2 separate regions of the Homo sapiens genome follow, and region 2 is linked to region 1. The links are chromatin contacts, found by Hi-C or POLR2A ChIA-PET in ENCODE. All regions are on one chromosome and are shown on one strand. The core of a region is the stretch at or near the end of the contact, and the rest is flanking DNA. Distances in the headings are between cores, read along the strand shown.

Evidence for each region. A loop is a pair of places that touch in the nucleus more often than their neighbours do. ChIA-PET counts read pairs that join two places held with the same protein, here RNA polymerase II (POLR2A). Pooled maps may share reads with other maps.
Region 2: a loop to region 1 is called in a pooled map, with 5 times the contacts of the local background. The contact joins the enhancer-like site here to the promoter of GPR160 in region 1. A Hi-C loop is called at or near these places in 5 of 50 pooled maps. POLR2A ChIA-PET finds 5 or more read pairs at or near these places in 2 of 52 experiments (CD4-positive, alpha-beta T cell and activated T-cell).

The regions. Positions count from the first base shown.
Region 1 is chr3:170,035,421-170,041,400 of GRCh38, forward strand. GPR160 (G protein-coupled receptor 160) reads left to right here and starts at 2,575. Exons shown (of 4, transcript NM_014373.3): 1 at 2,575-2,795; 2 at 3,495-3,623. RefSeq lists silencers at 2,550-3,029, 3,340-3,389, 3,550-3,599 and an enhancer at 3,455-3,954.
Region 2 is chr3:170,274,948-170,280,927 of GRCh38, forward strand. It overlaps PRKCI (protein kinase C iota), which reads left to right. Exons shown (of 18, transcript NM_002740.6): 8 at 282-340; 9 at 5,280-5,456. Among named protein-coding and RNA genes, the nearest start is that of PRKCI, 56 kb to the left of the region's middle. Within about 2 kb of position 3,069, at least 4 of the 41 ENCODE cell types and tissues checked have a DNase peak (open chromatin) inside an H3K27ac peak, as active enhancers do.

The sequences.
Region 1 (5,980 bases), core at 1,325-3,824:
GGGGTTTCACCATGTTGGCCAGGCTGGTCTCAAACTTCTGACCTCATGCAGTCTGCCCACCTCAGCCTCCCAAAGTGCTGAGATTACAGGTGTGAGCCACTGTGCCCGGCTCTCATTTTCCTCTTCTATAAAGGAGAGTAATAACCCTACCTTGCAGGGTTGGCGTGAGGCTCGTTTGAAGTTATGTATGTCCAGCTCCTGTTCTATACTATCCACTCCCTAGATGATGGTTATTTTTGTTATGAGTATGATTTGGCCCCCATGCCCTCTGCTCTAACTCAACTCCCATCCTCTCCCTCTCAGGTCTTCTGACCCACTTGCCATTCCCTTATTAGAACATGAACTCTCTGCCTGGCTTTCCACTTCCCACTTTGCACACGTTGGAATCTTGGCGGAAGCACCTCACATCCCGTTGAACCCGGTACTCCTCTGTGATTCAGTTGGCCTCTGCACTTCTCCAGGAAGTTCTCTCTGCCACTCCAGGCCAGGTGAAGCTGCTCCTCAGTCTCCCTAGCAACCCACACTTAATTCTATCAGGGTTCTTCTTGCACCCTTGGGCAATTACTGAGTTCCTTGCAAGGCTAGTCCAGACTCTCAGTGTATAAACCACCCTTGAGGTAACTAATTCCATCTTAGAAAAACCCTCCATTTTATATTTCATGGGCACTTTGCTAACAAGGATAAGATGTTTTGCTTGACGAACAAATTTTAAAAAAGAACACAAACAAGCACACTCATCCACTATAAGTTCTCACCAGAGGACCCTCTGACTGTAAAAGAGCGAAGCCTTCAGCTTGGCTGTCTTCACTAACACCGTCTTGCAGTCACTCATGATAAGAACTCAGAATTTGCCACCGAAAGCTCTGCCACATCAAAGACTCTTCCTTGCAAGACCACCAGGCCCAGACCAGGACTCCCTTTGTCTTCTTCCCTCCCTTTGGACTGGTTCATTAACCCTTTCTCCTCTTCTTCGTCTTGATGTTAAATATTACTTTGTTGTGGAATGTTTAATCTACAACATTCGTATAGTGATTAAGTATACTAGTATGTATGGTTTGCAATATTTACTGACTTATGGAGTGGCTTGAACCTATGTGCTCTGACTACAGAGTGAATGGGAAGGACTAAGGAGAATTGCCTCCTTGGGAACTCCATGTAGCTCCTGGATTTTGTGATTGAAATAGCATTTAAAAAAAAAAAAAGACTGACATTGTGGAGAGATACAAACGTGTATGGACATGGTCATCTTTAATCTCTAACTGCTATGACACTCAGAGAGGTTGAGAGGCTCAGGACACTCCCCTTGTTCAAGGCTCTGCGTGAAGAGGAGAAGGAAGAAATTGTGCAATATTTTATTTTATTTTATTTGTTTCAGATGAAGTCTGTCTCTGTTGCCCAGGCTGGAGTGTAATGGCGTGATCTTGGTTCACTGCAACCTCTGCCTCCTGGGTTCAAGTCATTCTCCTGCCTCAGCCTCCCAAGTAGCTGGGACTACAGGCATGTGCCATTACGCCCAACTAATTTTTGTATTTTTAGTAGAGGCAGGGTTTCACCATGTTGGCCAGGCTGGTCTTGAACTCGTGACCTCAAGTGATCCACCCGCCTCGGCCTCCCAAAGTGCTGGGATTACAGGCTTGAGCCACTGCGCTGGCCTAATTGTTCGATATTTTAAATGTTTAAATGACCGGCAAGTCGTAGGTGCTCAACAAATATTTGTTGAATGACAACAAATTAGCACTGTTGACACAAAAAAGGCAATGCAATATATGGGCTATTTAATATTTGCAGATTTTTATTTAAAAATCTGAATTCACAGTACACTGCAGGCGGTTGCTTAGAAGCATACAAGTTTCAAGAAGTTCTGTCACCCTGTGTATACTCTTTTTTTTTTTTTTTTTTTTTTTTTTTTTTTTTTTTGATACGGAGTCTTGCTGTTGCTGCCCAGGCTGGAGTGCAGTGGTGCGGTCTTAGCTCACTGCAACCTCCGCCTCCTGGGTTCAAGCGATTCTCGTGCCTCAGCTTCCCAAATAGCTGGGATTACAGGTGCGTGCCACCAAGCCCGGCTAATTTTTGTATTTTTAGTAGACATGGGGACCAACGTGGACCATGTTGGCCAGGCTGGTCTCAAACTCCTGACCTCAAGTGATCCGCCCACCTTGACCTCCCAAAGTGCTAGGATTACAGGCATGAGCCACCGCCTGGCCACCCTGTGTAAACTCTTATCTGGAGACAACTGCCAAGTTTACATTTGCAGAGGTAAGGGAAGGAGAGGCCCTGACCCAGTGGCCCCCGCTCGCCCGCCTGCTGGGGAGATGGGGAGCTCCTAGGACAGGGGCCGGGTCCTCAAGATGTGGCATGAGGAAGGGGGTCTCACTGAGCCCCCAAGCGGCTCCCGCACTGCGCACCCCTGGCTGCGTCCCTCTGCCAGCCTCAACTCAGCCCTCTCCTAGCCGGCGGGGGGTGACAGTCTCTGTGATATCTTTCCGTCCCGCCGGCAGGCGGCGCCCTCCGGCCCTTGTTTCGTTGGGCCCGGACGGGACGTGCGCGCTCAAAGGTTGCCCGTCTCTGACGCCCGCATTTCCTGGTCTGGAGCCGGCTGAGCCACAGCAGGGTCGCCGCGGGGTCCCGGGGCCGTGCTCCCCTGCCCCTCCCGGGAGCGCGCGGGGCGGGGCGGGGCGGGGCGGGACCAGGCGGGCGAGCTGGGCCCTCGCCCCTCCCTCGGGCGGTCACCTGGGCACGGGCGCTGCAGGTGTCGGGGCCTCAACCTTGCGGAGCCGACAGCCATCGATCCTCGGGTGAGTGCGGGCGCAGGTGGAGGGCGCCCGGCGCTCTCGCCACCGGCGTCCCAGCCTCGGGGCGGCGAACGGTCCCCGCGCCGCTCCCAGCCTCCCTGGCCGGGCGTTCAGCGCGCCTGGGAGGGGAAGGAATTTCCTTTGCAGGAACTCAGGGGCTGGGGGTTCTCTGCTACTTAAGAGATCCAGGAGTGGAGCCCGGACGCCCGAGCCTTCCTGCTTCGGGATGGGGATTACCGCGGAGCCTTAGCAACTGGGGTCTGTCGTGGGTTTGAGGGCAGGGGGTCTGGGGAATGGGCGTGTCCCGCACCCAGAGACTCGCCACCCTCTCTCCAGGGGAGATGCTTTTTAAACATGACAAACCCAGCAAGGTTATAGAAATGGGTGTATGCAACTCTTCGCTCTTTCCTGGCGCCCAGAGGTGAATAGTCTCACACACACGCGCGCGCGCGCGCGTGCGTGCATTCATTGGGGCCGACTTTGCCTCCCCTCCCCTGGCCTCGAGCGTTGGGGACGGCGCCCCCGCCCGCGCCCGCCACTGGGATTAAGCCCCAGGGCCTTGCCCGGCTATTTGTTTTCCGAGGCCGTTGCGTCCGGGTAGGTTCCTGGATGACCATCCTGGCTGGCTCAAAATTCCCTCTAGATTACCTGCGACCACCCCCAGGAACCCGGAGACTGAAACTCCTTTTCTCACCTGCGCAGGTGGCCTCGAGGTGGTGGCAGGGCCGCCCCCTGCAGTCCGGAGACGAACGCACGGACCGGGCCTCCGGAGGCAGGTTCGGCTGGAAGGAACCGCTCTCGCTTCGTCCTACACTTGCGCAAATGTCTCCGGTAAGGGGAAGTGTCGCTTAAATCCCAGAGATAACCCCCACCGAGAAGCATCACAAAAGACATGAACGAGTGTTTAGCTCTCAGGATTGTTATTGCTTCGAGTGAAATGGTTTCTTGTGTGCTTTTGTGCATTTATATATAAATATAAACATATATGTATACATTTGACAAGCTCTAAGACCGGCACTTGTGATATCTCCAGAATAGAGTTATTATAGTTATTTGGAAATTGTCAGTGAGGATCAGCTTGGTTGCTATGCGAATTGCAGGGAGGAGGACCTGTGTGCAGTTTCAAAACGATTTAAGAGAAATTCGGTGGCAATACAAGGTGTGGACGTTGGTTGGATCCTGATTTGATGAATGTTTTTTAAAATGGAGATGATGCCCGAGTGCGGTGGCTCACACCTGTAATCCCAGCACTTTGGGAGGCCGAGGTGGGTGGATCACCTGAGGTCAGGGGTTCGAGACCAGCCTGGCCAACATGGTGAAACCCTTCTCTACTAAAAATACAAAAATTAGCTGGGTGTGGTGACACGCGCCTGTAATCCCGGCTACTCGGGAAGGCTGAGGTAGGAGAATCGCTTGAACCCGGGAGGCGGAGGTTGCAGTAAGCCGAGATGGCGCCACTGCACTCCAGCCTGGGAGGCAGAGCGAGACTCCGTCTCAAAATAAATAAATAAATAAGGAGACGATGAAGGACATTTCTACTGATTATTTGATGGTATCAAGGAAATTATAATAGTTCTGTTTAGTTACTTTTGGTAACGGTATCCTGATTAAGGTTTTTAAAATCCCTGTAGAGACACAGACTGAAGTTGAAATACAGCTTTGGGATTTGCTTCAGAATTATTCAGTTTTAGATGCTAGCAGAGAAGGGAGGGGAACAAGATGAGAGGAGATTGTTCATGGATTGTTAATAGTTGAAGCTGGGAAGAACACATGGACACAGGCAGGGGAACTTCAGGCACGGGGGCCTGTCGGAGGGTGGGGGGAAAGGGGAGGGAGAGCACTAGGACAAATACCTAATGCATGCAGGGCTTAAAACCTAGATGACGGGTTGATAGGTGCAGCAAAACACCATGGCACATGTATACCTATTAACAAACCTGCACATTCAGCACCTGTATCCCAGAACTTAAAGTAAAACAAAAATAAAAATAGTTGAAGCTGGATGATGGTTATGGAAGTCCTTATGCTATTGTTTCAGTATTTGTGTGTGTTTGGCATTTTCCTTTAAACAGAACACCACCACTTGTGGAGCTTTTTTGCATAAGGTAGGTTTGGCACTGCAGCCGAGTCTAGATGCAAGGTCTTCCGCAGACGCTCGTTCTTTGTAAATTGGGTGTCAAGGCTGCTTCTCCAGACTCGGTCATAAAAAGTTTTTTTCTCCCTACTGGAGGTGCCGATTTATTTTGCTCAGAAGGCAGAGGGTGTTTGCTGAGTGTGACAAAGCTGAGCGGATCAAGTTGATGCAGGTGGAGGCTAGGTCAGCTTTTTTTACACAAAGGGCATTAGCAAGCCTGGGGGTTGATTGCCTCCGGTCGGGCGGATTGTATAAAACGTGTTAGCAGTTTTTCCTAATTGCCCAAATCCCTTCCAAGTTGTGTTCATCAAAAAACAGAGTTTGCAGTAGTGAACACACGTGTCGGTATGCACTTAGGATTTATGTACACTTCTGAAAGCATTGCATGCCTCAGTAAAAAGTGTATATGATGAAAACAAAGCACAAGATGAGTAGAGGGCTGCTTATTGCTTGAGAGAGAGCTTAGCTGTGTTGTGTTGCCTATTTCATCTTTATCTTGTTTGCTTCAGCGATCATGACATGTAAATATTTAGCAAAGCACTGACTCCTAAAAGTTCTGCATGGTGGTAACACATTTTTTTTAAGAATCATGCTTGAAAGAGGGTAAGGAAGGAGTAATAGCTATATCTTCATCAGGCTTGCTCCAGATTTCTTTTCTCCAGATTTAGCCTATAATTCCTACTCATTCTGTCATGCTTGGTCAGTACTTTGGAATAGTGATTCTGAGAGGGAGCTGTTGAAGTTAGTAGAGGGAGGAAGGGGAGGTATATTTCCAAAAGGTAAATCCACATTTTTTAGTCGCTTCAGTATAACTGAATGTAATGCCTTTTGATTTAAAGATAAAACAAGTCAAAGAGATGAGATCTGGGACAGTTAAAAGTTGAAGTGTTCGGTGAATCTCCCCGGCGTAGACCTTGCTCGTGTAGATTCACTAGTCTAAAGGATGTAAAGATTTTTTTTTTTTTTTTTTTTTGAGACGGAGTCTTGCTCTGTCACCCAGGCTGGAGTGCAGTGGCGTGATCTCGGCTCACTGCAAGCTCCACCTCCCGGGTTC
Region 2 (5,980 bases), core at 1,819-4,318, 240 kb after region 1:
AAAAATAACGAAAGTACTTGTTAAAAGCAGTACTTGGCTACCAGGTTGTGATGCTTGCTCTCTTTACCCTCACTAAAGATTAGGATTTAACTATTGTATTTACATACAATTTGTTATTAGTAGGACAGATAGTCAGTTTTAAATAATGAAAATTTATTCAGAAGTAAAAACTAAAATAAAAATCAGGAGACAATTTTTATTTCAAACTCATTAATGGTTGCTGTTTTTTTCTCCTGCACCTTTTTTTTTTTTTTTTTTAATGTTTGGTATTGGGTTTTTAGTAATTCCATATAATCCTTCAAGTCATGAGAGTTTGGATCAAGTTGGTGAAGAAAAAGAGGTAAGATAATTTGTCTTATTGTACATTATATCATTAGCTTTTTAATAAGGCTCAGGAGTTTAAAAGTATGACATATTGACCTGCTTAGACTTTAGATCATAATGGTGAAATGCAAAAATGATTTGTAATGATTCCAGAGTTTTATTCTGATTTAATTTAGTAATTAAATTACTAATTTAAACTAGGAAATAATTTAGTGGGATAACTTATTTTCATTTTAAAATAGCTTAATCTGAAAATTACAATGTATTTAAGGATACTGTTTAAAATACTTGGTAGTATTGTTTAAAATATATAGTAGACCCTTCCGTTTTGTGCCTGAATTGCTTATTTAGACAATAAATGATTAAACATATTAACTGTCATTGTTTTTTTGACTATTAAGTATTTTATCAGTTTTTAAAACAAAACAAATAATTAAAATGATTTGATTAAAATAATAATCAGTTTTTTGAAAAAAGCTTATAGTGAAAAAGATAATCATGTCTCCCACCTTCCACTCCCAGTTTGGCTTCTTGGCAACCTTTTAAACCATTTCTAGTTATGTCCATAATATTTATATTTCTGTTTTTCAATTTTTTATTTTTGTGTATTTCTGGACATGAAAGATTTAGTTCACACTGCCTCCTCTCTTTCCCGTATCATTCTTTTTTTTTTTTTTTTTGAGTTGGGGTCTTGCTGTGTTGCCCAGGCTGGAGTGCAGTGGTGTGATTATGGCTCACTGCAACCTTAAACTCCTGGGCTCAAGTTATCTTCCCACCTTAGCCTCCCGAGTAGCTAGGACTATAGCCCTGTGCCACCACACCCAGCTAATTTTTTCATTTTCTATTTTGTAGAGACAGAGTCTCACTATGTTGCCCAAGCTAGTCCCGAACTCCTGGCCTCAAGCAGTTCTCCCAAATCAGCCTCTCTAAGTGTTAGGATTACAGGCATGAGCCACCATGCCCAGCCAAAACTTTGAAACATAAATAAAAGTAAACAATAATATAACAAAGCCCTTGTATCTATTGTTAGTTAAAACAGCTATCAATTCATGTCTAGCCTTATTTTGTCTACTCACTTCCCTCACTCCTGTATTATTTTGAAGAAACCTGTTAGTCACCTATTTGATGTTATGTTTTAGTTTCTTGTTCTGTTTGTCTGAAAAAGTCTTTTTTTCTTTTTAACTTTTTTTTTTCTTTTTATTTTTTTTGTGAGACAGGATTATTGCACAGGCACCCGTGCAGTGGTGCAATGATGGCTCACTACAGCCTCAACTTCTTGAGTTCAAGCCACCTCAGCCTCTCAGGTAGCTGGGACTACAGGCATGTGTCACCACTGGACCCTCATCACAATATACAAAAATTTACTCAAGGTGGAATAAAGATTTAAATGTAATACCTCAAACTATAAAAATCCTAGAAGAAAACCTAGGAAATATCCTCTCGACATTGGCCCCGGCAAAGAATTTTTGGCTAAGTCTCCGAAAACAATTGCAACAAAGCCAAAAATTGACAAGTGGGACCTAATTAAACTACAGAGCTTCCACGCAGCAAAAGAATCCACCAATAAACAGACAACCTAAAGAATGGGAGAAAATAGTCACAAACTATACATCCAACAAAGATCTCATATCCAGAATTTATAAGGAACTTAACAGCAAAAAACAACCCCATTAAAAAATGAGCAAAGGGCTGGGCATGGTGGCTTACACCAGTAATCCCAGCACTTTGGGAGGCAGAGTCAGGCAGATCACTTGAGGCCAGGAGTTTGAGATCAGCCTGGCTGACATAGTGAAACCCCATGTCTACTAAAAATACAAAAAAAAAAAAAAAATTAGGGCGTGGTGGCACACACCTATAATACTAGCTACTTAAGAGGTTGAGGCACGAAAATCATTGGAACTGGGGAGGCGGAGATTACAATGAGCCAAGATCATGCCACTGCACTCCAGCCTGGGCGACAGAGCAAGACACTGTTTAAAAAAAGAAAAAAAAAAGGGCAAAGGACATGAACAGACATATCTCAAAATAAGACCTATAAGCAGCCAACACACATGAAAAACCACTCATCGTCACTAATTATCAGAGAAATAGAAATCAAAACCACAGTGAGATACCATCTCACACCAGTCAGAATAGCTGTTACTAAAAAATCAACTTGGGCGTGATGGCTCACACATGTAATCCCAGCACTTTGAGAGGCTAAGGCGGAAGGATTGAGCCTGAGAGTTCAAGAGCAGCCTAGGCAACATAGTCTCTACTAAAAATACAAAAAATTAGCCAGGCTCGGTGGCAGGCGCCTGTAGTCCCAGCTGCTCGGGAGGCTGAGGCAGGAGAATGGTGTGAACCCAGGAGGCGGAGCTTGCAGTGAGCAGAGACTGTACCAGTGCACTCCAGCCTGGGCGAAAGAGCGAGACTCCGTCTCAAAAAAAAAAAAAAAAGAAAATTACAAATAACACTTTTACTGTTTCTCTAGAAGATGCAGTGACCTTGGCACACCTTAAATTCATTCCTTTTCCATTCCTGCCTTTGGGTGTTATTATTATCAGAGTTTAAAATTCTGTGTGTGTGTATATTTGTTTTTTTAAACAGTTACTCCTTATGTAGATTTACCCACATTTTACCCTTTTTGTTTTTCTTTCCTTCCTACGTCTGTTCCTCCATCTGAGATCATGCATTTTCTCCTTCAAGAACTCAATTTAGTTTTTCCTTTAGTGAGCACCTAGTAGTGATGGATCCACTCAGTTTTTCTTTGTCTGAAAATGTTTTTCTTTCACTTTCACTTTGTGAGCTACTTTTGCAGGATAGAGAATTCTAGGTCAGCTGTTTTCTTCTTTTTTAGGCCCTTTGAAGATGACATTTCACTGTTAAGTGGCGTCTATCATTTCATTCAGCCTTATTATTGTGTCGGTGAAGTTAACTCTATCTTTTTTGCTCCACTTGATTCTCTCTTATAGTTTCCAGTTAGCCATATTTCAAGTCTATGTGTTGACTTACTTTCTTACACTTCTCTTCTTTCTTAACCTTCTCAAACCTGGTTTCTTTTCACTCTGCTGTATTTACCCTTGTGTGTTAGTCTGTTTTGTGTTGTTACAAAGGAATACCTGAAGGTTGGGTGTGGCAGCTCACACCTATAATCCTAGGACTTTAGACCGGGAGGATCATTTGAGGCCAGTAGTTCAGGACCAGCCTTGGCAACATAGCAAGACCCTCCATGTCTACAAAAAATAAATAAAAATTAGCCGGGTTTGGAGGCACATGCCTGTAGCCCCAGCTACTTGGGAGACTGAGGCAGGAGGATCACTTGAGCCCAGGAGTTCATGGCTGCAGTGAGCTATGTTCGTGCCACTGCACTGCAGCCTGGGTGACAGAACAAGACCTTTTCTTAAATAAATAAATAAATGAAGGAAGGAATAAAGGAATACCTAAGGCTGGGTAATTTATACAAGATTTATTTGGTGCACGGTTCTGCAGGCTGATCAGTAAGTATTGCACTAGCATCTGCTTCTCAGGAAGCTTTCAGTCTTGGCAGAAGGCAAAGGGGAAGCAGGTGTGCCACATGGCAAGAGAGGGAGCAAGGGAGTCAGGGGAGGTGCCACACTCTGAACTCACTCATTACACAGGAACACACCAAGCCATTCATGAGGAATCTGTCCCTGTGACCCAAACACCTCCCACTAGGGATCACATTTCAGCATGAGATTTGAGATTTGGAGGGGTCAGATATACAAACTATCACCTTGTTACCAAATCAAATTATTATTATTATTACTATTATTGACAGGGTCTCACTTTGTGATGCAGGCTGGAGCGCACTGGCACAATCACAGCTCACTGCAACCTTGACCTGCCTGGCTCAGGTGATCCTCCCACCTCAGCCTCCCAGGTAGCTGGGACTACAGTGCACACCACCAACATCCGGCTAATTTTTGTATATTTTGGTAGAGATGAGGTTTCTTGGCACATTGCCCAGGCTGGTCTTGAACTCCTGGGCTCAATCAGTCCACCTGCTTCAGCCTCCCTAAGTGCTGAAAATACAGGCATGAGCCACTGTGCGCAGCCTAAATTATTATTTCTAAGTTTTTAAGTTGTCATTCTCACTCAGTTTTTCTAATACCCTTCTTTCAGTTTTGTGCTTGCGGGTTTCTTTATCTTTCTCAAAATTTACTATTTGCTTTTCTTGGTATTCTTCACTTCAGAGATTTCATACTTTATTCTCATGGGTCCATTGTGTGCTGATGATTTTGCAGGCATCTAATAAAAGACTGTCTTCAGGCTTCTCTGTAAATTGCTAGAAGCTTACATTTGTAGTTGTGAATGAATTTTAAGGCTTACTTTGTCGTCCCAAAGGGGTCTTGGTATTCTGTGGAAAAGAATGTCTTCCATTCGCTGAACTACTTCATGCTTGTTTTCTGTCTATAGCATCCAAAAACGCCTCTGAATGTGTGCTCTCACTAGCTTACATTCTATGTATCAAGCTTCCAGCAGACTCTTTCATCTTGATGTCTCATTATAACTTCTGAATTTATCATGAAAAACCCAATCGTTCTCTCCAGTAACTTTGTCAATCTTATCCTAGCCACACACTTGACGTTCCCTGTCAGTGGTACCCCCAATCTCTTGGTCACCAAGGTTAATGTGTTTTTTTAATTCCTGCATCTCTATTGCCTCTGTACCCAAAAGTTATCGTATCCTTTTTAAGACATCCTTCGATGTTTTTGTGATTTCAACTCCCTCCCCATTCTTATTACCATCCCTCTTATCTCAAAATTCATCCATATAATCTGGATAGTTAGATTATTTGGTTTGGAATGACATTTGAAAAATATTAAGAACTTAAAATATTTTTATGTTAGGAAAATATCTTTAAATCGTTATAGGTACAACTAGGTGTTAGAAATATAATGTACTACGCAAAGCATTTCCCATTATAACTCTGATACAAATGTTCTCAACAGGCAATGAACACCAGGGAAAGTGGCAAAGCTTCATCCAGTCTAGGTCTTCAGGATTTTGATTTGCTCCGGGTAATAGGAAGAGGAAGTTATGCCAAAGTACTGTTGGTTCGATTAAAAAAAACAGATCGTATTTATGCAATGAAAGTTGTGAAAAAAGAGCTTGTTAATGATGATGAGGTAAGCACTGCATATTTTATTGCTTCTAAACTGCTTGAGAATACTATTCTTTTTTTTTTTTGAAACGGAGTTTCGCTCTTGTCACCCAGCCTGGAGTGCTAGTGGTGCAATCTTGGCTCACTGCAACCTCTGCCTCCCAGGTTCAAGTGATTCTCCTGCCTCAGCCTCCCAAGTAGCTGGGATTACAGGCATGCACCACTATGCCCAGCTAATTTTTGTATTTTTAGTAGAGATGGGGTTTCACCATGTTGGCCAGGCTGCTCTTGAACTCCTGACCTCAAGTGATCCACCCGCCTCAGCCTCCCAAAGTTGCTAGGAATATAGGCGTGAGCCACCGCACCCAGCCAAGAGTACTATTTTAAAGAAAACCTCTATGTTTGTGCTTTATTATCTCATTCTGCTTTTCTAAATATGTGCTAAGTAAATGAAATATATTATTTCGGTTTACTTTTCTTATAGATGGTATAAGATATTTAAAGTAATTTGATTATTAGATTTTTTTAAAAAAACAAAAATCAAACCAC